2 separate regions of the Homo sapiens genome follow, and region 2 is linked to region 1. A link is an interaction called in ENCODE POLR2A ChIA-PET data of the cell type or tissue named here. Cell type or tissue: CD4-positive, alpha-beta T cell. All regions are shown on one strand. Links, peaks and the distances in the headings refer to the core of each region. The heading gives the core; the rest is flanking DNA.

Evidence for each region. ChIA-PET counts read pairs that join two places held together with the same protein. Peaks named below come from ENCODE experiments on the same cell type or tissue, not always from the same donor. Only the 100,000 strongest peaks of a DNase experiment are listed, where the experiment ranks them.
Region 2: POLR2A ChIA-PET joins it to region 1 with 6 read pairs; 2 of 35 experiments call an interaction of 5 or more read pairs at or near these places.

The regions. Positions count from the first base shown.
Region 1 is chrY:12,873,137-12,888,594 of GRCh38, forward strand. No RefSeq gene overlaps it. Among named protein-coding and RNA genes, the nearest start is that of DDX3Y, 24 kb to the right of the region's middle. In CD4-positive, alpha-beta T cell, for the core only: no CTCF peak of the experiment used is centred there; no DNase peak of the experiment used is centred there.
Region 2 is chrY:13,360,371-13,375,828 of GRCh38, forward strand. UTY (ubiquitously transcribed tetratricopeptide repeat containing, Y-linked) reads right to left here. Exons shown (of 30, transcript NM_001258249.2): 9 at 8,886-8,979; 10 at 5,897-6,023; 11 at 60-158. Among named protein-coding and RNA genes, the nearest start is that of MIR12120, 110 kb to the right of the region's middle. In CD4-positive, alpha-beta T cell, for the core only: no CTCF peak of the experiment used is centred there; a DNase peak (open chromatin) is centred at 7,671.

The DNA of each region.
Region 1 (15,458 bases), core at 6,080-10,079:
AAAAATACAAAAAATTAGTGAGACGTGTTGGCGGGTGCCTGTAATCCCAGCTACTTGGGAGGCCAAGGCCGGAGAATTGCTTAAAGCTGGGAGGTGGAGGTTGCAGTGAGCTGAGATCATACCACTGCACTCCAGCTTGGGTGACAAGAACAAAACTCTGTCTCAAAAACAAACAAACAAACAAAAAACAACAAAAAAAGCTTTGTTCTTACAAATACAGTAAGAAATAAGATAAAACAGGTAATCCAGTACTATTTATGTAAATTAAAAATATATGTCCATACCGTGTTGTGAATGTACATAATGCCACTGAATTCTACAGTTTAAACAGGTTGAACAGGTAAATTTTTTAATGCATATATTACCACAATGAAAAAAATAATAACAAAACACAGATACGTGATAAGCCAGGATTTTAAACCTTCCCAGATGTCAAATAAATTGCTTTTTTGCTACAAAGGTGGGAAAGGGTGGGACAAATGGTAAATTGACTGCAAAGAACTTTGTCATGTTTTTCTCTGAGCCCCAGACTGTTACAGATTGCTGGGCAGACACTTGAGTGGGCAGATCTAATCACAGAGAAACAAGGTATACCAGCAGGAACTTTACCAGCCAAGAAATTATTTTCTAATAAAACTACAAAGACAAAATAACTGGGTACTGCTGATGTATATTGTTATCTTGTATCATAGCCTCCTCATAAATCTCTTTGTAGAACAGAGTTCAGCTTCTTTTTGAAGTCCTTGTTCAAAGCAATTGAGTAGCATGGTTCCCTATGCTAGGGAGGATTACAGGGAAAAGAGCAGTCAAAACTCTCTTTGCAAACTAATACTTTCTTATTCTCAGGAATACACATACCGTATTGGTTTGTTCTCACACTGCTATAAAGTATAAGTGCAACTGGGTAATTCATAAAGAAAGGAAGCTTAATTGGTCCACAGTTCCACAGGATGTACAGTAAGCATAGCGACTTCTGCCTCAGGAAACTTAAAATCATGGCAGAAGGCAAAGTGAAACAGGTGCATCTCACATGGCTGGACCAGGAGCAAGAGACTGGGAAGTTGCCACACTCTTTTCAAAAGCAGATCTCACGGCCAGGTGCAGTGGCTCACACCTGTAATCCCAGCACTTTGGGAGGCTGAGCCAGGTGGATCACGAGATCAGGAGTTCAAGACCGGCCTGGGCAACATGGTGAAAACCTGTCTCTGCTAAAAATACAAAAATTAGCCAGGCGTGGTGGCACATGCCTGTAGTCCCAGCTACTTGGGAGGCTGAGGCAGGAGAATTGCTTGAACCCAGGAGGCGGAGGTTGCAGTGAGCCAAGATTGCGCCACTGCATTGCAGGTTGGGCAACAGAGCGAAACTTCATCTAAAAAAAAAAAAAAGAAAGAAAGAAACAAAACAAAACCAAGAAAACCAGAGATCTCATAAGAGAAACTGCCATCATGATCCAGTCACCTCCCACCATGTCGCACCTCCAACATTGGGGATTACAATTCAACTTGAGATTTGGGGAATAGACACAGATCCAATCTCTCTCTTTCTCTTTCTCTCTCTCTCTCTCTCTCTCTCTCTCTCTCTCGGTCTCTCTCCCACACTCTCTCTGTCTTGCTCTCTCTCTCTCACACACAGACACACACACATAGCATGCACACACACACACACACACACACACACACACACACCCCTATAGAAACTTCAATTACAGAACAAGTTTCAATGGTTAATGCTAGTAATCCCAGCACTCTAAAAGGCTCACTTGAGCCCCAGGAGTTTGAGACCAGCTTGGGCAACACACCAAGACCCTATATCTATTTTTTTAAAAAAAAGAAAGAAAAAGAAGAAAGAAAATAAATTTTATAAATATGAAAAAGAATAATTATGCTGTTATAGGTCAAAATGCTAGTGATCCCTGGGATTAATAACTGGAAGAGTAGCCAGAGGGGGTCTTTTGGAGTTCTGGTTGTGTCACATTTCTGGCTCATGGGTGCTGGTTTCAAAGAGGTGTTTACTCTGAAAATTTGTAGAGCTATGTGTTTGTGATTTGTTCACTTTTTTGCATTGACAGTATTATGTCTATGAAATTTACATTAAAATAAAAATGCATACCTACAAAATAATGGCTGTTTTGGAAGTACTTATGAAAATAAGTATATATAAATGATTGCTTACCTATATGGGACAAGGAAGTGGAAGTGGAAAATGGAGATAAGAGAAAACAAACCCACAAGGTGCCAGGTGTGCACAAGTCATGATAATATTTCATTAACAGGAGAGTGTTATTAAGAATCTCTGCACCTGATAACAAAAGAAAAAGAAATAGAGAGAGGAGGAAAGGAAGGAAGAATGAGAAAAGCTAAACTCTGCTTTTCTCTCTCAGAGAGACTCACTGTAGAACTTTATTTGTGTGTGTGTGTTTTTTTTTTTTGAGATTGAATTTACTAAGAGATTAGTGATTCCCCCACCTACACATCCCAGGAAGAAACCTAGTGATTGCTTAGAAGTGCACAAGACCATGAGGGAGTCTGGCCTGTCTAACATTGGCTACTCCGGTCAATAGCTTTGTCTGCCTCAAAAACTTCATGGTGGGGAAAGTTGCAATCTAATAAAAATCTAGGGAAACAGCATTTGACGAGTTAAAACTAAACTGATATGTACTTTAAAGAGCCTTCAATTTTTTTTTACCAGAGTAGTTTTCACACTTTAGTTACATGAGGATCACCTGAAAAGTCTGATAAAGAACCAAGTGCTGCCTGCTGTCCTCCCATATTTTCCATGATACTGTATGTCTAGGATAGAAAATAAGAATTTGCATTTCTAAATTCTCAGTGATGCTATATAGTGCCACATTTTAAGAACCATCACTATATTGCCTTCAAAAATTAAAAGAGAAGAGATGAAGCAAAGTTGTTGGTCATTTCTGATTAGTAATTCTTGTTCTTTGGAACCTGCCCCAAGTTCCGGCAGGCTGATGCCCCTCAACTAAGTAACATAGGCTGAGAAACAGAACCAATCCCTTGGTTTTAGCAGGAATAGTGCAAAGGAAAATTAGAAAATTTTGAATTGTGAGGCTGGCAATAGCTCACATATTACTCTGGATATCCATTTCACTCTTCATTCGGCTCAAGAGGTGATGGTTTGAGCTTTCAGGTAAGAAATTGGAACTGCAGCCCAGTTCATTTTCAGTGGTAGTCTCAGGGAAACATGAGAGTCAAAGAAAGCAGTTCCCTCAGTAATTATATTCTGATCCTATTCAAAGAAAGAATATAGCATAGAAGATCAGCAAAGAGTCTAGATCATCACTCCACAAACTTTTTCACACTGCAGCATACTCAGGAAATGGTAATATTTGTACATCTCACTGGAGTAAATTGCAAAGGATATGTCAGGGTCTATGAAGGACTGCCTAAAATAAAGTGAATGATACAGTTTTATTTTTGTTATGTAGTTATGCTAATAAAATGTTGGAAAAGATATTAAGTATCAAACTGGTATAAAACTTGCAAAAGAAGCTATTATAAAATATACAATCATTAGCTTTTCAAAAGCTGCTCAACATAACTCAGCACTAGAGAAATGCAAATAGCCAGGTGTGATGGCTCACACTTGTAATCACAGCACTTTGCAGGGCTGAGGCAGCAGGATCACCTGAGGTCAGGAGTTCGAGATCAGCTTGGACAACATGGTGAAAATCTTTCCCTACTAAAAATACAAAAATTAGGACAGGTGCGGTGGCTCACCCAGCACTTTGGGAGGTCAAGGTGGGCAGGTCATGAGGTAAGGAGATCGAGACCATCTGGGCTAACATGGTGAAACTCAGTCTCTGCTAAAAGTACAAAAAATTAGCTAGGTGTGGTGGCACATGCCTGTAGTCCCAGCTACTCAGGAGGCTGAGGCGGGAGAATCACTTGAACCTGGGAGGTGGAGGTTGCAGTGAGCCGAGATTATGCCACTGCACTGCAGCCTGGGTAACAGAGAAAGACTCTGTCTTACAAAAAAGAAAAGAAAATTAGCTAGGTGCGGTGGCACGCAGCTGTAATCCCAGAGAAGCTGAGGCAGAATTGCTTTAACCTAGGAGGTGGAGGTTGCAGTGAGCCAGGATCATGCTGCTGCACTCCAGCCTGGGCAACAAGAACAAAACTCTGTCTAAAAAAAAAAAAAAAAAAAAAAAAAAAAAAAAAAAAAAAAAAAAAAGAGAAGCGCTAATAAAACCACAATAATATACCAGTTTACATCTCCATTAAGACAGGTATTATCAAAACAATGAAAAATAAGTGCTGGGAAGGATATAGAGAAATAAGAAAGAGTCATGTACTATTGGTGAAAAATGTAAACTGGTGCAGGTGCTATGGAAAACAGCATGATAATGTCTCAGAAAAATTAAAAATACAATTACCATATGATCCAGCAATTTCACTTCTGGATATATATACCTGAAAGAATTGAAAGCAGGCACTTGAAGAGATACTTCATAGCGCATTATGTCACAGTAGCCTAAATGTAGAAGCAATCCAAGTGGCCATGTCAGAAGAATGGATAAACAAAATATAGTATAGCATACATTAGAACATTATTCAGCCTTAACAAGGAAGGAAAATCTGACACATACTACATCACGCAACAGCCTTGGTAACATTAGGCTAAGTAAAACAAGCCAGTCACAAAAAGACAAATACTGCAGGTTTTCACATATGTGAAGTACATAGGGGAGTCAAAATCATAAGAGATAGAAAGTAGGAGACAGAATGCCAAGGACTAAGTGAGAGGTTAATATTGTACAGAGTTAGTGTTTAATGTGTACAGAGTTTCAGTTTGGGTGATGAAAAATTTCTGGAAATAGATAGTGGTGATCATTGCATAACAATGTGAATGTCTTTAATGCCACTGAATTATACACTTTAAATGATTCAAATGGTCAATTTTATGCAGTTTTACCACCACTTAACAAACATATACCTCTCCCTCCCCCTCCCCCTGCCCCTCTCCCTCTCCCTCTCCCCACAGTCTCCCTCTCCCTCTCTTTCCACAGTCTCCCTCTGATGCCGAGCCAAAGCTGGACTGTACTGCTGCCATCTCGGCTCACTGCACCCTCCCTGCCTGATTCTCCTGCCTCAGCCTGCTGAGTGCCTGCGATTGCAGGCGCGCGCCGCCACGCCTGACTGGTTTTCGTATTTTTTTGGTGGAAACGGGGTTTTGCTGTGTTGGCCAGCCTGGTCTCCAGCTCCTAACCGCGAGTGATCCGCCAGCCTCGGCCTCCCGAGGTGCCGGGATGGCAGACGGAGTCTGGTTCACTCAGTGCTCAATGGTGCCCAGGCTGGAGTGCAGTGGCGTGATCTCGGCTCGCTACAACCTCCACCTCCCAGCAGCCTGCCTTGGCCTCCCAAAGTGCCGAGATTGCAGCCTCTGCCCGGCCCCCACCCCGTCTAGGAAGTGAGGAGCCTCTCCGCCTGGCCGCCCATCATCTGGGATGTGAGGAGCCCCTCTGCCTGGCTGCCCAGTCTGGAAAGTGAGGAGCGTCTCTGCCAGGCCGCCCATCGTCTGAGATGTGAGGAGCGCCTCTGCCCTGCCATCCCGTCTGGGATGTGATGAGCGTCTCTGCCCGGCCGCCCCGTCTGAGAAGTGAGGAGACCCTCTGCCTGGCAACCGCCCCGTCTGAGAAGTGAGGAGCCCCTCCGCCCGGCAGCCACACCGTCTGAGAAGTGAGGAGCGTCTCCGCCCGGCAGCCACCCACTCCGGGAGGGAGGTGGTGGGGTCAGCCCCCCGCCCGGCAGCCGCCCCGTCCCGGAGGGAGGTGGGGGGGTCAGCCCCCGCCCGGCCAGCCGCCCTGTCCTGGAGGTGAGGGGAGCCTCTGCCCGGCCGCCCCTCCTGGGAAGTGAGGAGCCCCTCTGCCCGGCCACCACCCCGTCTGGGAGGTGTACTCAACAGCTCATTGAGAACGGGCCATGATGACAATGGCGGTTTTGTGGAATCGAAAGCGGGGAAAGGTGGGGAAAGATTGAGAAATCGGATGGTTGCCGTGTCTGTGTAGAAAGAGGTAGACATGGGAGACTTTTCATTTTGTTCTGTGCTAAGAAAAATTCTTCTGCCTTGGGATCCTGTTGATCTGTGACCTTACCCCCAACCCTGTGCTCTCTGAAACATGTGCTGTGTCCACTCAGGGTTGAATGGATTAAGGATCGTGCAAGATGTGCTTTGTTAAACAGATGCTTGAAGGCAGCATGCTCATTAAGAGTCATCACCGCTCCCTAATCTCAAGTACCCAGGGACACAAACACTGCGGAAGGCCGCAGGGTCATCTGCCTAGGAAAACCAGAGACCTTTGTTCACTTGTTTATCTGCTGACCTTCCCTCCACTATTGTCCTGTGACCCTGCCAAATCCCCCTTTGCGAGAAACACTCAAGAATGATCAATAAAAAAATAAAAATAAAAAATAAAAAACAAACAAACAAACATATAATGATCAGTATTTTATGACACAACTATAATATATTCCCAGCACATAGTGATGACATTCTCTTTGGGAAGCTCAGGTCTAGATATCACACATCCAGACAGCAAAAATTTGGGAATGTCCAGCTTGTCAAGAACACGAGACAAATTTGGCTAAAAGAACTCTGCCTGTGGTTCACCATTGAGGGAGAAAATCAAAGCTCTGCAGATATTGTGTCCTGGCTGATACGAAGTATTCTTTCAGGCTGAAGTACTCCTGGGCCCTCATTCTACATTTGCTGTTTGACTTCAGGTTAATTATCACTTAGTAAATCAGAAAACTAAATCGTAAGTCTCAGGCTTACATAACAGCCTCCAAGTTTCTTTGAGAAAGCTTTCTTTAGGGTCCTAGTCCTATGTCTCCACTTCCTGCTGTGCAATGGATAGTCACCTGCAGGAATTTAAGGGAGAACAGAATCTCTTGCAAAAAGTATCAGGAATTCCTTTGCCATTTATTTGCCACAAATTTTCTCATGATTTTTTCTTTCTGATTCGGAGTCTTGCTCTGTTGCCAGGCTGGAGTGCAATGGTGTCATCTCGGCTCACTGCAACCTCTGTCCCCAGCCCCGGGTTCAGGTGATCCTCCTATCCACTTTAGCTTTCTCAGACTCTGATACCAGTCTCCTGAAACTCCAAACTGCAAGAATCACATTTCAGGACTCTCCAAGTGATCTGCTGTATGTGTGTACTCATCTTAAGCCTACTTTTTTTTGTCTCAACTACTACTGAAACAATCTGATATGAATATAACCTGACAATATTCCTTAATATAGTTTGGATATTTTTTCCTGCCAAATCTCATGTTGAGATGTAATCCATAATGTTAGAGGTGGGGCCTGATGGGAAATGATTGATTCATGAATGATTTAGCACTATCCTCTTGGTGGTGTCCTTATGATAATGATTTCTCATGAGATCTGGTTGTGTAAAACTTTGTGGCACCCTCTCTCAACTTCTTTTACTGCCACTCTCACCATGTGATGTGCCTACTCCCGCTTCATCTTCTGCCATGAGTAAAACTTCCCTGAGGTTCAAACTAGAGTGAGTAGATACCATTGACATGATTGCACAGCTGCAGAACTCTGAGCCAATTAAATATCTTTTCTTGGCCTGGCCCCGGTGGCTCATGCCTGTAATCCTATAATCCCAGTACTTCAGGAGGCCTAGGTGGGTGGATCACGAGGTCAGGAGTTTGAGACCAGCCTGACCAACATGGTGAAACCTGTCTCCACTAAAAATACAAAAATTAGCCAGGCATGGTGGTGTGCACCTGTAATTCCAGCTACTTGGGAGGCTGAAGCAGAAAAATCGCTTAAACCTGGGAGGCAGAGATTGCAGTGAGCCGAGATCATGCCACTGCACTCCAGCCTCAGCGACACAGCAAGACTCCATCACACACACACACACACACACATCTCTTTTCTTCACAAATTACTGAGCCTCAGGCATTCTTTTATAGCAATGCAAAAATGGCCTAATACAGAAAAGTAACTGTACTTTTCTGTATTACTGTACTTTACTGTAGCCAGCTGTAACACAATAGTATTTGTGTATCTAAACATAGAAAAGATACAGCATGCTGGGCACAGTGGCTTATGCCTGTAATCCCAGCAATTTGGGAGGCTGAGGCTGGCGGATCACAAGGTCAGGAGATCGAGACCATCCTGGCCAACATGGTGAAACCCCGTGCTATTAAAAATACAAAATTTAGCTGGGTGTGGCGGCATGCACCTGTAATTCTAGCTGCTCAGGAGGCTGAAGCAGGAGAATCGCTTGAACCCAAGACGAGGAGATTGCAGTGAGCTGAGATTGAACCACTGTATTCCAGTCTGGGTGACAGAGTGAGATTCCATCTTAAAAAAAAAAAAAAAGGAAAAGATACAGTAAAAATATGGTATTATAATATGATGTGGGATCCACTGTTGACCAAAATGTCATTATGCAGTGCATGACTATATCTCCTGGAAGTGGAATCATATATTTGCCTACACATGGAATAATACACTGTGTCTTTGTGACTGGCTTATTTCACTTAGCATAATATCATCAAGGTTCATCTGTGCTATGGCATAGTGCAGAATTTCCCTCCTTTTTAAGGCTAAGTTAAGGCTGGTTCTATTGTGCATATACTATATTTTGCTATCTATTCATCAATAAACATTTGGATTGCTTCCACATTTTAGTTATTGTGAATAATGCTGCTGTGAACACTAGTGTATACAACTATTTCATCAAGATTCTGCTTTTAATTGTTTAAGTATATATCCAGAAGAGGAACTGCTGGAGCAAATTGTAATTTTATTTTTTTTTTTTTGAGGAATCACTATATTGTTTTCCATAATGGCTTTACCATTTTACCCAACAATGCACAAAATTTCAATTTCTCCACATTCTCACCAACACTTATTTTCTGTTTTTATTTTATATTATAGTAGCTATTGTAATACATGTGAAGAAATAGCTCATTGTAGTTTTATTTCCATTTCATTAATAGTGATGCTGAGTACCTGTTTATGTGCCTATTGGCCATTTTTATATCTTTTTGAAGAAAGCTCTCTTCAAGCCCTTCATTCTGGGGGGTGCCTTATTTTAATTTTTATTTTTTTGGAGATTGGGTTTTGCTCTGTCGCTGAAGCTGGAGTGCAGTGGCATGATCATGGCTCACTGCAGCCTCAGACTCCTGGGCTCAGGTGATTCTCTTGACTCAGCCTCCCCAGTAGCTGTGACTATAGGCATGTGCCACCACATCCAGCTACTTTTTAAATTTTTTATAGGGATAGGGTCTCACTGTGTTACCGAGTCTGCTCTTGAACTCCTGAACTCAAGCAATCTCCAGCCTCGACCTCCCAAAGCACTGGGATTACAGGCATGAGACACCATTGCCTGTGCCTATAGTGTCATATCCAAGAAATCATTGCCACATCCAATGTCGTGAAGCTCTGCCCTATGTTTTCTTCTAAAAGTTTTATAGTTAGATCTTATGTTTAGATCTTTGATTCATTTTAAGTTAATTTTTGCATGCAACATTTGTTAAGTTCCAACTTCACTTTTTTGCAGATTTCCAGTTTCTCCAGTGCTTTTTTGAAAATGCCGTTACTTCCCATTGAATAATGTTGTCAAAAATTATCTAACTATTTATGTGAAGGTTTATTTCTAGGCTTTCTATTCCATTGGCTCATATGTCTGTCTTATGCCAGTACCATGTTGTTTTGATTACTAAAGCTTTGTAGAAAGTTTTGAAATCAGGAAGTGTGAGTCCTTCAGTTTTGTTCTTTTTCCGGATTGTGTTGGCTACTATTCAGCATCCCTTGCATTTTATATGAATTTTAATATTAGTTTTTCCATATTTACAAAAGAAAGTTATTGAGATTTTTATACGGATCACACTGAATCTGTAGATCTTTGGGTAGTATTAACACCTTCATAGAACTAAGTCTTACAATTTATGAATGTAAGATATGTTCCCATTTATTTATGTCTGCTTTAACTTCTTTCATCAATGTTTCATAGTTTTCCCCGAATAAGTCCTTCATCTTCTTGGTTGAGTTACTACCTAAATAAAATACTTAAATATTTTAAATATGTAAGTAATTAGTATATAAAATACCTAAGTATTTTAAATACCTAAGTAGTTAGTATATAAAATACCTAAGTAGTTAGTATTAAATATTAAAATACCTAAATATCTTAAATACCTAAGTATTTTATTTAGCTATTAAAATTAATGAAATAAAATAGTATTTTATTTTATTCTAATGTTTGTGGACTTGTTTTTGTAATTTTCTTTTCAAATTATTCATTGTTACTATATAGAAATCCAACTAATTTTTTGTATGAACTTAGTGTGTGTTGCTTTGCTGAATTTAATTATTAGCTCTAACAGTGCTTTTGTGGAGTCATTAGGTCTTTTTTTACGTATAAGATACCATCTGGAAAATAGAGATCATTTTACTTTTTTCTCCCAAATTGGATGCCTTATTATTTATTTCTTTATTTTTATTTATTTAATTAACTTTTGGAGGCACATTCTCACTGTGTTGCCCAGGCTGGAGTGTAGTGATGTGATTACACCTCACTGCAGCCCCAGCCTCCTCCGGCTCAGGTGATCCTCCCATCTGAGGATTTTGTACTTTTTGTAGAGACGACATTTTTACCATGTTGCCGGGGCTGGTCTCAAAATCCTGGGCTCAAGCGATCCTCCTTTCTCAGCCTCCCTAAGTACTGGGATTACAGGTGTGAGCCACTGTACCCAACATATTTATTATTATTATTATTGAACTAACTGCTGTAACTAAGTGCCTTAAGAGGGCATCCTTGCCTCGATTCACGTATTAGAGGAAACACTTTCACTCCTTCACCATTGAATATTATGTTTGCTGTGTGTTTTTCATATAGGGCTTTTATTATGTTGAGGTAGTTTTCTTCTCTTCCTCAGTGGTTGAATGTTTTTATCATGAAAGGGAAATGAATTCTTTACAATGCTTTTTTGTGCATCCATTGAAATGATCATGGATTTCCCCACCTTGTTCTGTTAATCTAGTGAAATACCTTAAACTCCTTTTATCTTTGCAACTTTCATTTTAGGTTCAAGGGGGTACATGTGGATGTTTGTTGCATGGGTAAATTGCCTGTTGTTGGGGTTCGCTGTATACATTATTTTGTCACTCAATTAATAGGCATAGTAGCTGATAGGTAGTTTCTTGATCCTGACTCTCCACTCACCTTCCACCCCCAAGTAGGTCTTGGTGTCTGTTGTTACCTCCTTTGTATCCCTGTGTACTCAATGTTTAGCTCTCACTTGTAAGTGAGAACTTGTGGCTTCTTGCTTTCTGTTTTTGCATTAATTCACTTAAGATTATGTCTGCCAGCTCCATCCATTTGCTGCAAAAAACACAACTTCAGTCTTTTTGACAGCTGCATAGTATTCTATGCTGTAAATGTATCATATTTTCTTTATCCAATTCACTGTGGATGGGCACCTAGGTTGATTCCATGTCTTTGCCACTGTGAATAGTGCTGTGATGAACATACATGTGCATGTGTCTTTTTGGTAGAATGATTTATTTTCACTGGGATATATACCAGTAATGGGATTGCTACCCTAGTTTTCACGTGTTGAAACATCCTGGCATTCTAAAAATGAATCCCTTTTGGTTATGGGTACAGTGTATAACCCTTTTGAAATGCTGATTTTGATTTGCTGGTATTCTATTGAGGATTTTTGCATTAATGTTTATAAGATATTAATGTGTAGTTTTCCTTTCTGGTAGTGTCCTTATAATCTGGTTTTGATATCAGGGTAGTGTCGACCTCATAGAATGAACTAGAAAGTTTCTTTCCCTTCAGTTTTTGGAAAAAGCTTGAAACACATTGGTATTATTCTTTCAGTGTTTCCTAGGATTTGTGCAGGAAGCCATCGGGTCTGGAGTTTTTCTTTGTCAAAATATTTTTGATTACTGATTTGATCTTCTTACCTCATTATAGATCTATCCAGACTTTCTATTTCTTTGTGGCTTAGTTTTGGGAAATTTTGTTTCTAGAAATTTTTTATTTGATTTAGGTTATCCAATTTGTTGGCAAAGGTTGTTTATAATACTCACATAATCATTTCAATTTCCGTAAAATCAGTATTAAAGTCCTTATTTTGATTTCTAATTTTAGGCATTTGGGACTTTTCTCTTGTTTACTTAGTCTTATTATCTAAAGATTTGTCCATTTCTTTCATCTTTTCAGAGAACCAGCTTTTTGTTTCCTTGATTTTCCTCTATTGTTGGGTAGAGTATTCTGCATGTCTTTTGGATCTACTTGTTTATTGTGTTGTTCTCTATTTTCTTATTTATCTTTTCTCTGGTTCTATAACTTATTGAGAGTGTAGTATTAAAGTCTCCAACTATTATTGCAGAATTATCTATTTCTCCTTCAATTTTCTGTTTCTGCCTCATGTATTTTGAAGATATGTCATTAGGTAAAAAAATATTTATTAACATTTATAATTGTTATGTCTTCTTCCTCTATGGAGTCTTTCCTTAAAATATGATGTCCTTCTTTATCTTTTATAGCCTTTTTTATTTAAAATCTGTTTTGTCTGATATTAGTACATTGCTTTGTGGTCTAACTGCATCTCTGCTCTTACTTGATCACTTATTTCTTTTTTTCTCCTCAGACTTCTCAGGGATGAAGGTTACTATTCCTTGGAACATTTTTTTCTTCCTATTAATATATTTCAATCTACGTGTGTTTTTGGATCTAAAGTGAGTTTCTGTAGATAGCACCTGGTTAACCATATTTTTTGTCCATTCAGCAATCTCTCCCTTTTAATTGGAGAGTTTAATCTGTTTATGTTTAAAGTAATTACTAATAAGAAAGACTTACCTCTGTCATTTTGCTACTTGTTTCACATATGCATTATAGCTTTTTTTGGCCCTAATTTTCTACATTAGTGTTTATTTTTATGATGTTATTTTTTATAATAAAATGTTTAAATTCCATTCTAATTTGTTCTTGTACATATTCCTTAACTATTTTCTTTGTGGTTAACATCCTAAAGTATGGTAACATTCCAAAGTTATAATACTCATTTAAATTTATACCAGCTTCACATGAAAAACATACAAAAACTGCCTCTTTATAATGTGTCCCACCCATTTTCATTGATGTCATAAAACCACATCTTTATATACTTTGTGCCTCAAAATGTAAACCTAACAATTTTTAAAAATTTATTAGTGTCTTAAATTATGTAGAAAACAAAACGTAAACTTACTAGCAAAAGTTACAAAAATACTAGCACTTATTCTTACAATTGCTTTTTAAAAAATGTAAAATATAAATTAAAAATGGAGTTACATATGGTTGTTGCAATAATACTAGCTGTTATAATTAGACATGTATTTACCTTTAATGAGCTCTTTACTTCTTCATAAGGCTTCAAGTTGTTGTCTAGCATCCTTTCTTTTTACTCTGCCTGACTCCCATGTCACCCAGACTGTTGTGCAGTGGCACAATCATGTCTCATGGCAACCTTGACCTCCCAGGCTCAAGTAATCCTCCCACTTCAGCATCCTGAGTAGCTGGGACTACAGGGGCATGCCACCATGCCTGGCTAATTTTTTTCTATTTTGTAGAAACAGGATTTCACTGCATTGCCAGGGCTAGTCTCAAACCCCTGGACTCAAATGATCCACCTGCCTCATATTCCCAAAGTGCCAGCACTACAGGTGTGAGCCACAATGCCCAATCTCCTTCTCACTTTTAGAGGACAGTTTTCCAAACAAGGGCTTCTTGGTTGACATTGTCTTTCTTTTAGCACTTTGAATATTTAAATCCACTGCCTTCTCGCCTCCAAAATTTCTGATCAGAAATCTGCTAATAATCTTACTGAAGATCACTTCTGCGTGATGAATCACTTCTCTCTTGCTGCCTCCAAGGTTCTTTTTTTTGTCTTTGAGTTTCAAATTTGATTGTAATGTGTTTTGGTGAAGTTTTCTTTAAATTAATCTTTTTTGAAATGTTTGAGTTCCTTGGATATTTATACTCGTGTTTCTCATGAAATTTAGGAAGTTTTCAATCATTATTTCTTCAAGTATTCATTCAGTTTCCTTTTCTATCCCTTCTTTTTTTGGACACTCTCACAATATTTATGTTTTTATGCTTGATTTGCATCCCTTAGGCCCTGTTCACTTTTCTTAACTCTTTTGTCTTTACTACAATAAAATATTGGAAAAAACTAACAGCAAGAAATTGAATTATCATTATAACAGACACTTGAGGCTTGTAACTTGATAATGCTTTTTTGTCTCCCACCAAATGAGTAACCCATTTCCCATTTTGTCAGTTCTGTGTGACATGCTTGCTCATATTCTCATCCTTCTTCTACCTATTGCATTTTCACCTGAGATATCAAGCTAAGTCCTAGCCTTAGCTTCTCTCTGCCCTAATTAACCCTGTATACAACACTGACAGATAATCTAAATGCAGCATTTCCTCCTGTCAGTCCTTTGCTCAGAATTCTTCACATACTTCTCACTGCTTACAATATTAAGTTCTTACACACTATACTACATTGTAAGCATGAGCCGAACATTCCAAGTTTTGTTTTCCACTAGTTTTTTAGACATTCTTCCAAGTAAAACATTGAAAGTGTCTTCATTAGGTCAAGGGTTCAATGTCTTGTCTACCACATTATATTTCCAGCCCCTAGGAATGTGTTGTGGATTCTCCATTTCCTTCTTTCTTTCCTTCCTTCCTCCCTCCCTCCTTCCCTTCCTTCCCTCCCTCCCTCTCTTTCTCCCTGTCTCCTTCCCTTTTTTCCCTCATTCCCTCCCTTTCTTTCTCCCTCCTTTCTTCCCTTCCTTCCTTCCTTCTTTCCTTTTTCTCTCCTTTCTTTCTTTCTGTCTCTCTTTCTCTCTTCCTTTTGACACAGTCCTGCTGTGTTGCCAAGGCTGGAGTGCAGTAATGGAATCATAGTTCATTGTAGCCTCAAATTCCTGAGCTTAAGGGATGCTGCAGTCTCAGCCTCCTGAGTAGCTGAGACTTCAGGTGTGTGTCAACAAGCCCTGCTAATTTTCTTTTGTTTTTCTTTTAAGAAATGGAACTTGCTACGTTGATCTAAAACTTCTGGCCTTAAGCAATCCTTTCACCTCAGTCTTCTGAGTTGCTGGGCTTACAGGTCAGAGCCACAGGACCCAGGTGTGTTGTGGATTTTTAATGATTGCATGTTAAGTTGATAAAATCAACTATCCTTCTAAATTCCATGTCTATTGTTTTCTTATTTATTTATTTATTTCTCACTCTGTTGCCTAGACTGGAGTGTAGTGGCACAATCTCAGCTCACTGTGATCTTCACCTCCCCGGTTCCAGCGATTCTCGTGCCTCAGCCTGCTGAGTGAGTAGCTGGGACTACAGGCGTGTGCCACTACACCCAGCTAATTTTTGTATTTTTAGTAGAGATGGGGTTTCACCATGTTGG
Region 2 (15,458 bases), core at 6,069-10,068, 490 kb after region 1:
TGTTTCAATCATCCAGTGTATCAAGCGAGCTTCTACTGCTTTTATATATATAGCCTTACCCTATTGAACACCATGTATCTGCACTTGCTTCTGATTTATCAATAGATTGCCTGTAAGATATAAAGGCATCCTGAACTTTCCCAATACTTGAATAACACCTAAAAGGAAAAAATATAAATAAATACAATTCCATTAATAATTTATTTGCCAAAAAGATGAACTGTATTCCAAAGAAGAAAAAATGGGCAAGCATATGAGTATGTGTGTAAATATGATTACTGATGTACTTTATGATTTTACATTGTCGATGTACATTATATGATTTATTTTAATCTCTATTGTAACTTGCTGTTAAATACTGTCTTGAAAGAGCTAGTACGTTATATTAATAAACTTTTCTGAAACTATTGAAGATTTCTTCAATACTATAATATTGAGGGTTAAACATAAAGCTCTCTATTTACACAAGTTTGAACGCAGGCTTCCTACATTATAAGAACAGAGTTAAATCTAAAGAGAAAAGTACCTTTGATAATGACTTTTATATTAGGATTTAATAGTCCCCTTCCACTTAGTAACACTCAGAACAATCATTCTTTGTTATCTGTGTGATTTGTTTAAAAAAGTAAATCTATTGTAAAAATGATCAACATGTAATTCTCTACATATAAAGTTTTTAACTTTATATTCTTTATGATGGAGGAATTCTATGTGTGTGCATATGTTACCAAGAAGCCATCTGTATAATTTCACTTTATTATGACATTAAATGATACAAAACAGCAAAAACCCTACAATATCTTTACTGGTACAGGTACTATAGGTTGATCACTCAATCTCTTCTAACTTATGTATCCCAAACAGCTGGGAACCACAGATTAAAACAGAAAACATGAGAAGAGGCATTTCGTATAGGTTTGAAAAATATGTGCAAATATTACTCAACCTACAAATGGAAATTTTTAAATCTAGGCTATCAACTTGAGATATGTATTTTAAAGGGCAAGTAATATGATTAAAATGAAAATAAACGTGTACCGACAAAACCATATTAGACACTGGTAAAGAACTATAGGGGAAATAACAGAAATGGCAAGACAGAAAAAGATGGGGAAAAATAATCAAACTTAAGGATTAATAAAGACTTGATGATGTGATTAGAGAGTAGGGGTTGGGGGGGCAATTGTTATAAGCCTGGTTCACTGGGAAAACAGCAGTTATCATTTAAAAATGAACAAAAGAAAACACACACACAAATCAGGAAAGTTGCTAAAGAACACCATGAAGAAGGTTTTTAAAAATGCTAATTTAGATGTGATGTGAGGACTTTGGTAATGTTCAGTAAAAACAACCAGATGTGGTACCGAATTATAAGCTAACTTAAAGTCAGAGATTTTAATTTGGAATTTACTCATATGAGAGAGTGATTTAAGAACACAGGATGCATGTAAGAGAGGTGTAGAAACATGTCTACAGAATGAGTCATTAATGGGCTGGGAAATACAAGAAATGCCAGTAACTGAAACAGAGATATTTAGAGGATGCATACAAACTGTTGTGGGGGAGGGGAGTTGTTGATAAGAAGATACTTAATGACAATGTAACAGCGACAGACACCAGAAAGAATGTGAATATGAATAGAAAAGAAAGAAATTTTCTTAAAACCAATTTCAGATTATCAGACAAATCTGGCTAATACTGGAAGAAATAAGCAGTATTTTCTCAGACCAACATTTTCCAATTCCATTTACAAAAAGTGCAAACTAGAAAGCCAATGCACTGAAACACAGGTCTGAGTCCAGTCACCAAAAACTTTCCCTTTAATGCAACATGTCTAGGCTCCTCTGTGGTAATCTAGAGTAATACAAAAAGCACAGGGTATATTTGAGTTGCAACTCTTTCTCTGATAATAATTACATGTCACCTTGAGGAAAACATTTTATTCCTCTGGACTTACTTCCTACATCTATAAAATGAAAGAGTGAACAAAGGTATTCCCCTAATCTCTTCCAAATTTAACATTACACACAGTTCTGTGACTCCAGGAGACTATTTTAAGTGAGGCAATAACCAGTGTCATTACAAATGTATTACTACATCCCCATTTCACTTTGATATGTACAATCCAATTGAAAAGCTAAATAAATATTCAACACAGCCCTAAATAATGACAAATTATCAGATGCCTATGTGTTTTACTAACACCCAATGTCCTTATGCAGAGCTTTAATAACTTTTAAAGTATAACTTTTAACACATCATTTTTTCAGCACAAATCACATTAGAAGCATTAAATCAGAAGGCAGTAGATGAGACTGAAAAAGGTAAAAGCAAAGAAAAAATTTTCCATGAAACCAAAGCAGGTTAATTACCTTCATCTGAGAAGTCAAGAAAGTTTTCTGTGAAAATTTTAGCTAAAAACATTAAAACCAAACCACACCCCAATGCCTTAAATTCATATGACTCAGGGAAAGCCCTTTGTCAATACTACTTTCCTTACAGAGCTATAAAAGTATATTATTGAAACTAATTTTACTTCCTTTTTTTTTTTTGACATAGAGTCTCACTCTGTTGCCCAGGCTGGAGTGCAATGGCAAGATCTCAGCTCACTGTAACCTCTGCCCCTGGGTTCAGGTGATTCTCCCGCCTCAGCCTCCCAAGCAGCTGGGACTACAGGCATGCACCACCACGCCCAGCTAATTTTTGTATTTTTAGTAGAGACAGTGTTTCACCATATTGGCCAGGCTGGTCTCCAACTACTGGCCTCATGATCCACCCGCCTCGGCCTCCCTAAGTGCTGGGATTACAGGTGTGAGCTACTGCACCTGGCCTTCATTTTGTTTTTTTGAGACAGGTCTCACTTTGTCACCCAGGCTGGTGTGTAGTGGCATGATCACACCTCACTGCAGCCAGCCTCCTTCCTCACAACCTCAGCCTTCCCAGTAGCTGAGACTATAGGCGGGCACCACCACACCCAGCTAATTTTGGTATTTTGGGTACAGACAGGGTTTCGCTATTTTGCCCAGGATGGTATTTGACTTCTGAATTCAAGCATTCCAGCCTCTTTGGCCTCCCAAAGTGCTAGGATTATAGACATGAGCCTGAAACTGTAATCTTAAGCATCTTTCATTACATTATCTTATAAAATGCTACAAGAAGTAAACAATAACAACTATCCTTTACAATAATGAGATATTCCAGTACTATAACAAAACATGCAACGAATCTTATTCTTGAAAAAAAAAGCAAAAAATGTCCTGGTTCACAGTCTTTCTATTTATAGTAAAAAGAACTGCTCAAATATAATAAAACTTAAGGCCACAGACCAATGTTTACACCTGCTCCGTTTGGTAATTAACCTCTTTTAATGTTACTGTATTAAGGCAAAAGCTAACAGTATATAACAGTGCCGGCTCTAAGCCTAAATCCTACTTAGTTCACTTGCTCTATTTAGTAACAAAACTATTGCATTGAGTAATAAAGCCAGGTTGCTCAAAACACTTTGTTGTGCAATGCAGATACAAAAAAGATTCAGCTTCTCCTGAACTTGAGTGGTGGGTCAAGTCAAAGTTTGGAACTCTCAAGTTTTGTATTACTAGCAACCCAAGGTCAAATATTTTATAAACCCTAGAGTTCTTCATTACAAAAACTTTACCACAAAGCATTAACTTCATTTTTATTATTTATCATTAACAGAAGACCAATATTTTTAATAAGGAATAATCCTAACAATAGTCTCCCTTTAATATAAATATGCTTTCCTTTCAAAAAAAAAAACATTGTACACAAAGTTAACAGAAAAACTAAATTTGAACATGTCTGCATGTCAAAGTTACACAAAATGAGCTACCCTATGTAAAAAAAAAAAAAACCAAAATTTACCACTGAAACAAATCAGAGCAATTAAATTAAGATATAACCTTGTTTTGAAAAGGTGCCTGACAGTTATAATTGAATCCTCTCAAGAGTTAAGAAAAATTGAGATGTCAAGTAGTTTATTTATTTTTTTAATTTTTGAGATGGAGTCTCTATCTCCTAGTTTGAAGTGTAGTGACATGATTTTGGCTCACTGCGGCCTCTGTCTCCTGTGTTCAAGAGATTCTCCTGCCTCAGTCTCCAGAGCAGCTGGTATTATAGTCGCCTGCTCACCACACCCACCTAATTTTTGTATTTTTAGTAGAGATGAGGTTTCATCAAATTATCCGCCCACCTTGGCCTCCCAAAGTGCTGGGATTACAGGCATGAACCACTATACCTGGCCTCAAGCAGTTTTAAATGGACTATCAATGATTCCACAGTTAACAGCAAAGCCAGGATTTAAAACCCAGGTTTCTGAGTCTTCAATCCATTGATCTTTGCAACACACTAAATTACAATCTAGTGATTTAAAAAAACATGTACATGTACAAATATGTATTCTATCAGACACATAAATATTATACCAGTAGGTATAATTCAGACAGTCAACATTCAAAGTAAGAAAAATATGGAGAAAAAATGTCTGGGTTACCAAAAATTTTTTATGTTCCTACCATAACGAACAATAATAACTTATGCATTTCCTCTAGAATTTCCACTAGCACTGTAATTTGAGAGCTATGATTAATAAAAATATTTCCATATTAATATAAAAAATCACCAGCCAAGATTATAAACAGCAAATTTCTACTGATGACTGACAGATAAAATTAAAACTTGGGGTTTTGCTGAATATTTTTTAAAACGCTAGATATCAAAGGAAATACAATTTAAATACTAAATTGAAAACTATTGGTGATTATTATGTGATGGTACCCTTTAAAACCCTTTTAAGACTCTTTAAAAGCTAGCAATAACTGTACTCAGATTAAGAAAATGTGATGGTGATATCACAACTCTACTAAACACAAAAATCATCCGAGCGTGGTGGCACACCCCTGTAGTCCTAGCTACTCAGGAGGCTGAGGCACAAGAATCACTTAAGCCCGGGAGGCAGAAGTTGCAGTGAGCCGAGATCATGCCACTGCATTCCAGCCTGGGCAACAGAGCAAGACTGTGTCTCAAAAAAAAAAAAAAAAAAGAAAAGAAAAACATGAAAACAAAATGTAGTAAGTAAAAGAAGAGTACCTCAATAAGAGCAACTAAATTCAAAGCTATCTATTTTTACCTCCTAGGAACTTTTTATTTTCTAAGCACATAATATAATTATATTTTAATGTGAAATAAAAAATATAATTATTTTAATTAGGGGGATATTTAAATTATATTTTAAACATTAATTATATTGTAATAAAAATGTAATTATATCTTAATTTTAATTAAATTACGATTATAACAGCAGTAAATAACCACAACAAAACTTCAAGTTTATATGGGAAAAGCAAAATAAAATGTAGGTTCGAAGAGCTATAGGAGTAGTATACAGTGGATACCACAGATTTTGTTTAATAATTAGATTAATAACTACAGCTACACAGACAACTGAAAGACTAATTGGGAACTAATTAATTAATTAATTTATTTATTTATTTTGAGACAGAGTCTTGCTCTGTCACCTAGGCTGGAGTGCAAGGGTGTGATCTCAGCTCACTGCAACCTCTGCCTCCGGGCTCACGCCATTCTCCTTTCTCAGCCTCCTGAATAGCTGGGACTATAGGCACCCACCAACACGCCCGGCTAATTGTTTGTATTTTTAGTAGAGATGGAGTTTTACCATGTTAGCCAGGATGGCCTCGATCTCCTGACCTTGTGATCCACCCGCCTCGGCCTCCCAAAGTGCTGGGATTATAGGCGTGAGCCACCCCGCCCAGCCGGGAGTTTATTTTTAAAATTTCACTTCTCAGATTACATTTTATAAAATCTACAAATGATTTTACATTACAAATAAACTCTAGATAGCACGAGTATTTCATCTCACCTTCCAAGAAAATACCACGATTGGCCAGAATTAGGATCTGCCTCCAAAGACTTTTGGAGATACTGAATAGCATAGCTTTCCTTTGTGGCTTTGTCTCCTACTAGATCCATATTATGATGCATCCAACCTATAATTAAGAAGTTATAAGCATTTACCCATCATTCTACTTCTTCAGTTTCAAGAAAATCATGCAGGAAACAGCAAATTACTTTTTCAGTAATTTATTCATGTAACTTAGATCACATTTTCCCAAAATTTAAAACTACCAAAGTTTAGAGAAGTTTATTTCACACAAAATGATACAATCAAAGCTAAAAAGGGATCTTAAAGCACACACAGATAACTAAATGATTTTAGGAACTGGATTGACATGGAGATGACAAATCAAATTCTCTTTTATAAATTTAGTTTGGAAAAAAATGCAAGTTATAAATTTTAAGTATAAAATTGATAAATTTACTGTCCTTTAAAGGTTACCATGCAGTGAGAGAAATTCAAAAACAACTTTCAACCCCATGCTTACATCCAAAGAATAAAAAAATGCTTATGTAATCAAAGATAATTCATTTACATTCCTTCTGCTGCTGTTGTTGAGACGGAGTCTCGCTCTATCGCCCAGGATGGAGTGGAGTGGCACAACCTCAGTTCACTACAATCTCTGCATCCTATGTTCAAGAGATTTTTCTGTCTCAGCCCCTCAAGTAGTTGGGATTACAGGAATGGGACACCATGCCTGGCTAATTTTTGCATTTTTATTAGTGACGGCATTTCACCATGTTGGGTAGGCTGGTCACAAACTCCTGGCCTCAAGTTATCTGAACACCTCCGCCTCTCAACAATGTACTGGGATTACAGGCAGGAGCCACCACACCCATTTATATTCTTTTTAATAGCTGCTTTCGGACTTTTACCTAAAATATAATCCTTTATAAAATCTCAAAATAATACAAAGTAACACTTTAAACAACTTACAAAAGGCCTCATACATTACTGACATTATTTATTTATAATAATAACATTATTAATGTCACAGCATTAGATAAACAATCACAACAAAACTTCTAGGCTATATGGAAAAAGCAAAATGAAAACTAGGTTCAAAGAGCCATAAGAGTGGTACACAGTGTGTGCCGCAGATTTTTGTTTAATAAATAGATTATGAACTACAGCTACATAAACAATTGAAATCTAATAGATAATATATGCTAAATGCTCAAGTCAAATCAAAAACAGTCTGTCAGCTGTGACTTAATTCAAGTGTATAAAATTAGCTTTCCAAAAGCATCTAAGCAAAACTCTGCCCAATTGCTTTTGAAATTGTGGATAAAACAGTGACAGAAAAAAAATTTATATTACCACCAACTTGAGTAAAAGTTAGGATTTTATTTGCTTAGACCAAAGCCAAAAAATAACTGTACTGAAGGACTACCAACAAACATTAACCCAAATAGCAAATACAATCAAGATAAATAAGCAACGAAATTAATTACTGGGGAGGGGACTTGCTATATTCTATATGATAACATATTATTTTATACTACTTTCAAACACTAGATTACCTTATCTTCAATATGAGAATGTAACAGATTTTTGACAAGAAAACCCACTAAGATGTTCTATAAATTTTAGGTGAAATGTTTCCATTGATCATGTATCAATACAACTATAAAGCAAGTTTAGTATCCACTTACCAGCTGTGTGATAATCTTAATCTAATTTACTTAAGTCAAACCTCATCCTGTCGTCAAGCAGTAGGGGAAGTCCAGAATCCAATACTAGCTGCAGTAAGCACTATCTTTTTTTTTTTTTTTTTTTTTGAGACGGAGTCTCGCTCTGTCGCCCAGGCTGGAGTGCGGTGGCGCGATTTCGGCTGACTGCAAGCTCCGCCTCCCAGGTTCACGCCAGTCTCCTGCCTCAGCCTCCCGAGTAGCTGGGACTACAGGTGCCCGCCACAATGCCTGGCTATTTTTTTTTTTTTTTTTTTTTACTAGAGATGGTGTTTCGCCGTGTTAGACAGGACAGTCTCCATTTCCTGACCTCGTGATCCGCCTGCCTTGGCTCCCAAAGTGCTGGGATTACAGGCGTGAGCCACTGCGCCCGGCCTTGTTTTTTTTCTTTGTTTGTTTGTTCTGAGACAGAGTCTCGTTCTGTTTCCCAGGCTGGAGTGCAGTGGCGCAATCTCGGCTGACTGCAGCCTCTGCCTCCTGGGTTTAGGTGATTCTCCTGCCTCAGCCCCCCATGTAGCTGGGATTACAAATGCACGCCACCACGCCTGGCTAATTTTTGTATTTTAGTAGAGAGGGGGTTTCACCATGTTGGTCAGGCTGGTCTCAAACTCCTGACCGTAAGTGATCTGACCATGCTGGACCCCGACAGTGCTGGGACCTGGCCAGCACTAAGGACTATCTTTATACAGATGGTGAGAAGGAGTGTGCTTGATACTATGTTTATCAACAATGAAAATACACTTAGAAAACATTTATACAGTAGTCCCCCATTACCTTCATTTTTGCTTTCTATGGTTTCAGTCTCCCAGTGCCAAAAAATATTTAATGGAAAAATCTCAGAAATAAAATATAAGTTTTAAATTGCATGCCACTCTGGGTAGCATGATGAAAACTCAAACTACTACAGCTACTCCTACTCTCTCTAGTGTATCCACACTGTCTATGCTACCCACACAGTAGTCACTTAGTAGTCATCTTAGCTACAAGATTAGAAAAACATAATAAAATACAGGGTTTGGAACTATCGGCAGCTTCCAGAGTATCATGGAACATATAACTCCGGTAAAACAGGGAACTACTGTAATAAAATTATTTATTTAAAATTTTACCTCAAAATAATACGTAATAATTAAATGTCACATTTAGTCTTAACCCATAGACTTCTAAATGAAAACAAATGTCTAAGCAGAGGGAAAAAAATTGAACCTCAAAAGGCAAATCTCTTCAAATTAATGTAATGTATAATAAAAGTTTTCATGTACCTAACTGTTGCAATACAGTTGCTTTTACTTGTGCAGGAAGGTTTTCTGTCTGCAAAAGTTGTTCATATGCCTCCTTTGCAGAATGATACTTCCTCTAAAGAGCAAAGGAAAAAGAATATTTAGAGAAAAATAAATATTAAAATAAAAATACTCTTGATTTTAACAATATATACATGGCCATACTTAACTTATAAGTAACAAATAATAAATCAATACGTAATGATGAATATTAAAAATTATAAATGTGATAATAAAAAATAAAGTAATATTACAATATTATTAAAATAGCTAGCAATGAAGATTTACATACTAATAATGTTTAAGAAGTTTCTAGTACCATAAAAAAGTAACAAAGTAAAAATTGCTAATATTTTAACTGAATATTTATTTTGCCCAGGCCAGCCATGTTTCAGATTACAGCAAAAAAACTAACATTAAATATAACAAGGTGTAACCAAATATTCCAACATTTAAAAAAAATCTGTATCTCAAATGCCACAAAAAAACTGCAACCTCTAACTTCATTTAAGTAACATTCATAAAGCTACAGGAGTATTCTATCAGAAAATGCAGTATTAGCCTAGAAATACTTTCAAAGAGAACAGTAATTTGTTAATAGATCAAGTACCACTATTCTTTACAAACTACTGCTCTTAGCAAAAAGTACAGAATCAAAACAGTGCTTAAAATTTAAATTCAAAATTTAAAATATACAGTTCTGGAAAATACTCTTTAGAAATATTTATAATTTTAAAGACATTACATTTTCCATAGATATAAAGTAACTGTTTGTAATATTTAAGGTTATAAGCAATTTTCTAAGTAAAACCATTTGCACAGCTCTACCTCACAAAGTACTAATACAACTAAAACCTATTATTGTTACAGTTATAAAGTTAAACTCAACTCCTCCAAACTAAAATAAAACCAATAAATATTGAATCTGAAATATACATAGCAAAACCATGCTAAACAATGCAGTAAGAAAGTGGCTTGTACTTATAATCTCAGCTGCCTAAGCAGCTTTAACATTTTAAAAATAAAATAACAAAATGATAGAGTGCCACTTCAAGAGCTACTAATGATTGTAACAAATTGGCAGAGCAATATAACTAAATCAATGCTGTGTAAACTGGGACTGAAAATAAATGTAACCAAAACTGACAGAGAAAACAGTGAGAGGTAAACAACACTATTTTTCTCTCTTTCTCTTTCTCTCACACACACATGCAAATAGCAAAACTGACCAAAACCAGGTGAAAGCAAAAGTCACAAGTAATGAAAAATGAAGTAAAATATAAGCACTTAAATTCATAAAAAACACATTTTCAAATAGGGCACTAGAGATCACTGGGGAGTATCAGAAGGAAAGAAAATACAGAGTAAAACATTCAAAATATTTTAACTGCAAAAAATTACAATTAAAAATGGCTAACCATCTCAATGCAAAAAAGCAGGGGCAGAGGGCATGACAAAATGTATCACTTTTTCATGATTAAACAGAAAAAATTGGCTTGGCGAGGTGGCATATGTCTGTCATCCCAGCACTTTGAAAGGCCGAGGTGGGTGGATCGCTTCAGCCCAGGAGTTCAAGACCAGTCTGACCAACATGGTGAGACCCCATCTCTACAAAAAAGTATAAAAATTAACCGGGCATAGTGTCACACACCTGTAATCTTGTAATCTCAGCTACTCAGGAGGGTTAGGAAGGAGAAGTGCTTGAACCTGGGAGGTGGAGGCTGCAGGGAGCCAAGATTGAGTCACTGCACTTCAGCCGAGCGACAGAATGAGAGCCTGTCTCCAAAACACAACAATACAAAAACCCAAACCTCAAAAATTATAAATGGAAGGGAGATTCTTCAATGTAAGAAAGGCCATATGTGATAAGCCCTCCAAAAATGTCAGTGAAAACACTGACAGCTCTTCCCGTAATATCAAGAACTACAAAGGAAACCAAAATCACATTTCTACTCAACTTAGTAATGAAAGTTCTAGCTAAGCAATTAGACAAGAAATAAAATGCATTCAAGTCAGAAAAGCAAGTAAGCTCATTTTCCTGAGATGATATGATCTATTAAAAAATTATTAAGCATACACAACCACACACACACACACACACACATGCACACACAGCAAAGTTGCCAGATTCAAAATCAACATTCAAAAATTAGTTGTACTTTAGTCCCTCCTTATCTGCAGTTTCACTTTCCATGGTTTCAGTTACCCACATGCAAATGAAGTCCAAAAATAGTAAATAAAAAAAATCCAGAAATAAAACAATTTGTAAGTTGTAAACCATGTGCTGTTCTTAGTAGCATTATCAAATCTCACAACATTCATGCCACTGGGAACTAAGTCATCACTTTTTCCAGCGTACCTGCATTATATATATGTACCCACCCTGTACATGCTTCTAAGTCTCTTACTTAGTTGCTATCTTGATTATCAGCTTGAAAACCGTGATCCATATATAGTGTCCAGTACTATTTGAGTTTTCAGGTAACCTAAGGAAAAGTCTTGAAATTGTCTCCCACAAGTAAAGCTGATGGAGAAGTTGTAGGGGTATGGGGATGAGAAGGATTACTGTACACTAACCATAGCAATTAACAATTTGAAAAGAAAATTAAGAAAACAATTCTATTAACAGGATTAAAAAGAAAAAAATTTTGAAGGAACAAGTGTACCAAAAGTGAAATATCTGTACACTGAAAACTACAAAAAATGCTAAAAGAAATTAAAGACACAAATGAATGACAGACATTCTGTGTTCATGAACTGAAATTCCTGATACTTTTGCAATGACAGCACTTTCCAAAGCAGTTTACGGATGTAAAACAATCCCTATGAAAACTGCATACTGATTTGCAGAAAATGAAAAACTCATCCTAAAATTCACATTGCAAAGGGCCAAAAACAGCCAAATAACTGTTGAAAAAATGAAGTGAAGAATTTGCACATTCAAAGTTCATACAGACTAAAACATGATAGTAAATGAAACAATACGGTATTGGTATAACAATAAAAGAGAGCCCAGAAATAAAATGCCCACACAGATGGCAAACTGATTTTCACCAGAGGTGCCAAAACATGTCAATGGAAAATAGTGTTCTAAACAAATGGTGCTTGAAAAATTCAATATCCACATTGAAAATAATGAAAATTGGTCCTTATTTTATACTACATATAAAAAATTAACTGAAAATGAATCAAAGCCCTAAATGTAAGGCTTGAATAGTAAAACTCTTAAAAAAAATTGCATGATGTCTTCACATCTTGGATTTCACAGTGATGTCTTAAACCTGACACTAAAAACATAGGTAACAAAAAGAAAAACTCGACTTCTCCAAAATTAAAACTTCTGTACATCAAAGGACACTATCAAAATAGTGAAAACAGCAAAGTGGGACAAAATATATGCAAATCATGTATTTGGCAATGGGATTAATATTCAGAATATATTTAGAACTCCTACAATTTGACAACCAAACCCCTCACAACCAATTCAAAAAAGGGCAAAGGATTTGAATAGACATTTCTCCAAGAAGCTATACATGTGGCCAATAAGCACATGAAAGGATGCTCAAAACCATTAGTTTAAGGGTACTCTAAATCAAACAATAATGAAATATCACTTCACAATCACCAGGATGAAGGCCGTGGAGAAATTTGAACCCTTGTGTATTGCCATTAAGAATGGTACAAATACTGTGCAAAACAGCTTGGTGGTTCCTTAAAATACTAAACAAAATTATATTTCTCAGCAATTCCACTAGATACATACCCAAATGAAAACAAAGACTCACATAAATACTTGTACACCGCTGTGTATAGCAGTATTATTCACAATTGCCAAAATATGGAAATAATTCAGCCGTTCATTTACAGATGAACTGCTAAGCAAAAATATAAATGTGAATGAGTATAACAAAATATTGTTCAGGCACAAAAAATAATGAAGTGAGAATGTGAATGAACCCTGAAGATTCAAAGCTAAGTAAAATAAGCAAGACACAAAAAGATAAATACTGTATGATCCATTTGTGTGATGTATCCCAACACAGACAAATTCAAAGACATAAAGCAAAGGATATCACGAGCTGAAGTCAGAAGAAAATGAAGACTTATTAAGTACAGATTTTGTATTACGAATGATAAAAAAAGTTATGGAAACAAACAGTGGCAATAGTTACACAATACTGTGAATGTACTTAATGCTACTAAAATGGCACACTTAAAAGCACATAAAATATGCCTTAGGAGGTTGAGGCAAGAGGATTTCCTTAGGCCAGGAGTTTGAGGCCTGCGTGTGCCACATAACAAGACCCCATCTTTACAAAAATGTTTTAAAAACCAGATGGGCATGGTGGCACGTGCCTATAGTCTTAAAGGTAAAAGAAGAAAAAAATAGTAAATGTCAAGGGATGTTTATTTCACTAGTTATAAAACAAACCAAAAAACAAAAAACAAGAAATACAGTCAGTATAGCATGCTGCTTTATGAAAAGGTTTATACATAAACCTATACATAGATTTGAGCCCAGGCTGGTCTCGAACTCCTGGCCTCAAGCAATCCTCTTGCTTCAGCCTCTGAAAGCACATTTTATTATTTTTAAGTGTACCATTTAAGTACATTCACAGTGTTGTGTAACCATCATCACTATTTTCAAAGCCTTTTCACCACTTGAAATACAAAATCTGTCACTTTACTAACTCCCCATTCTCTTCTGACTGCAGCCCCTGGTAACCTTTACTTTAGATCTTTAAATTTGTCTATTCTGTATATTTCATATAGGTAGATCACAGCATTTGTCCTTTTCTGCCTGGCTTTTTATTTTTATTTTTTGAGAGCTCATTGCAACCTCCACCTCCAGGGTTCAAGACAGTCTCCTGCCTCAGCCTCCTGAGTAGCTGGGATTACAGGGCACATGCCATTACCACCAGCTAATTTTTGTATTTTTAGTAGAGATGGGGTTTCACCATGTTGGCCAGGATGGTCTTGATCTCTTAACCTCATGATCCGCCCGCCTCGGCCTCCCAAAGTGCTGGGATTACAGGTGTGAGCCACCGTGCCCAGCCCAGCTTATTTCACTTAGTCTTTAAAACAAAACAAAACAAAATACATTCTTATATCCTCAATACCCTAAATTCTGAAAATTTTTAGAGAAATTAGTATATAAAAGTGTTCTCATTAGCAAAGCGGTTTGGGAACTATGACAGAAAACAGTAAAACTTTTGTTTTAGCTTTTTATATTTATTTTAAGCCACAAAAATATATCCACTGAAAATATTAAAATAAAGAATAACCATAAACATTTAAAAAACATCTTCATCCAAATGACATGGTGCCCCCACTCCATATCCCCAAGCAATTCTTGAGTTAGTAATACTTAAGACTCATCTTATGCACCAGTCCTAGAATCAGCCACTTCTCCAAGGAGCACTAGTTCCTTTTACTAGAGAATAGTATTAGTAACAAAGATCCGGGCAGTAGGTGTGCTTGCTAATAGTGTGGCATCACTGCTTCAGTTCATCTTGGCTGACAGAACAAGGATATACAGATATATATATAGCTATCTATATAAAAATACATTAATCCAAACATGAGTTCATACTGATATCACCAGATATAATCCATTTCCCATAGTTCATTCTACTATCCCCCAATGGGGTATTTGTAGACTCCTACCTCAACAGGGAATAAACTGCTCCCAAGAATACCATTCGTTTTCTTATTTGCAGAATTTCTTATTTTCCTATTTCATCTTCTCATTTCTTTTTCTCCTCCTCTATTTTTCTGTTATTTTCTATTTCTTATTTCACTGTCTTATTTGTAGAATGCCAGTATGTTATAGTTTTTGAATTTCTAAAATTTATCCCCATAACAACTTTCCCACTAACAGCACAATTCTTAGGCATAAGATTGTTTTATTTTGTTTAAACGTAGTTTCATTTCCAAAGATCAGTAGATTTCTCCCATTACTCTCTTCAAAGAGATGATGTGATACATTTATAACAAAATTTATTTGGATACAGTCTATGTTCCATTCTGGAATTTCCTGACCTCACATTATTTTTTTAAATTTTATATACATTAAAGGTTCATTCTTTAGGCTCTAAAGTCAGTTGCTTGTCTTAAATAAGTAAGCTAATGTATCCAAGATAATGTCATATATCCAACAATAGAGCAGCATGCAAAATGATTTGATTATTCTAACATAGCCTGGGGGCTTCATCTAATTATCACTCCTCTCTAAACTCCCTGAAAACACCTGATCTCATTACTATCCTTACAGTTTTTACAAAATGGCAAATAAATAGATTAACAAAGTATGGTGTCTTTTTGTAATGGCTTCTTTAACTTAACAATGTGTATTTAAGATTCAATTTTGTTGGTACGTGAATTCATAGTTCATTCCTTTGCAATATTTAGTAATATTAAATAGTATGTATTAGCACAGTTTTACACACTCACCTAGTGAAATGTATCTTGGTAGTTTCCATTATGCAGCAGTTAGGAATAAGCATTCATACACAGATTTTTGTTAGGAAAGAGACTTTCAAGTCAGTTTGGAAA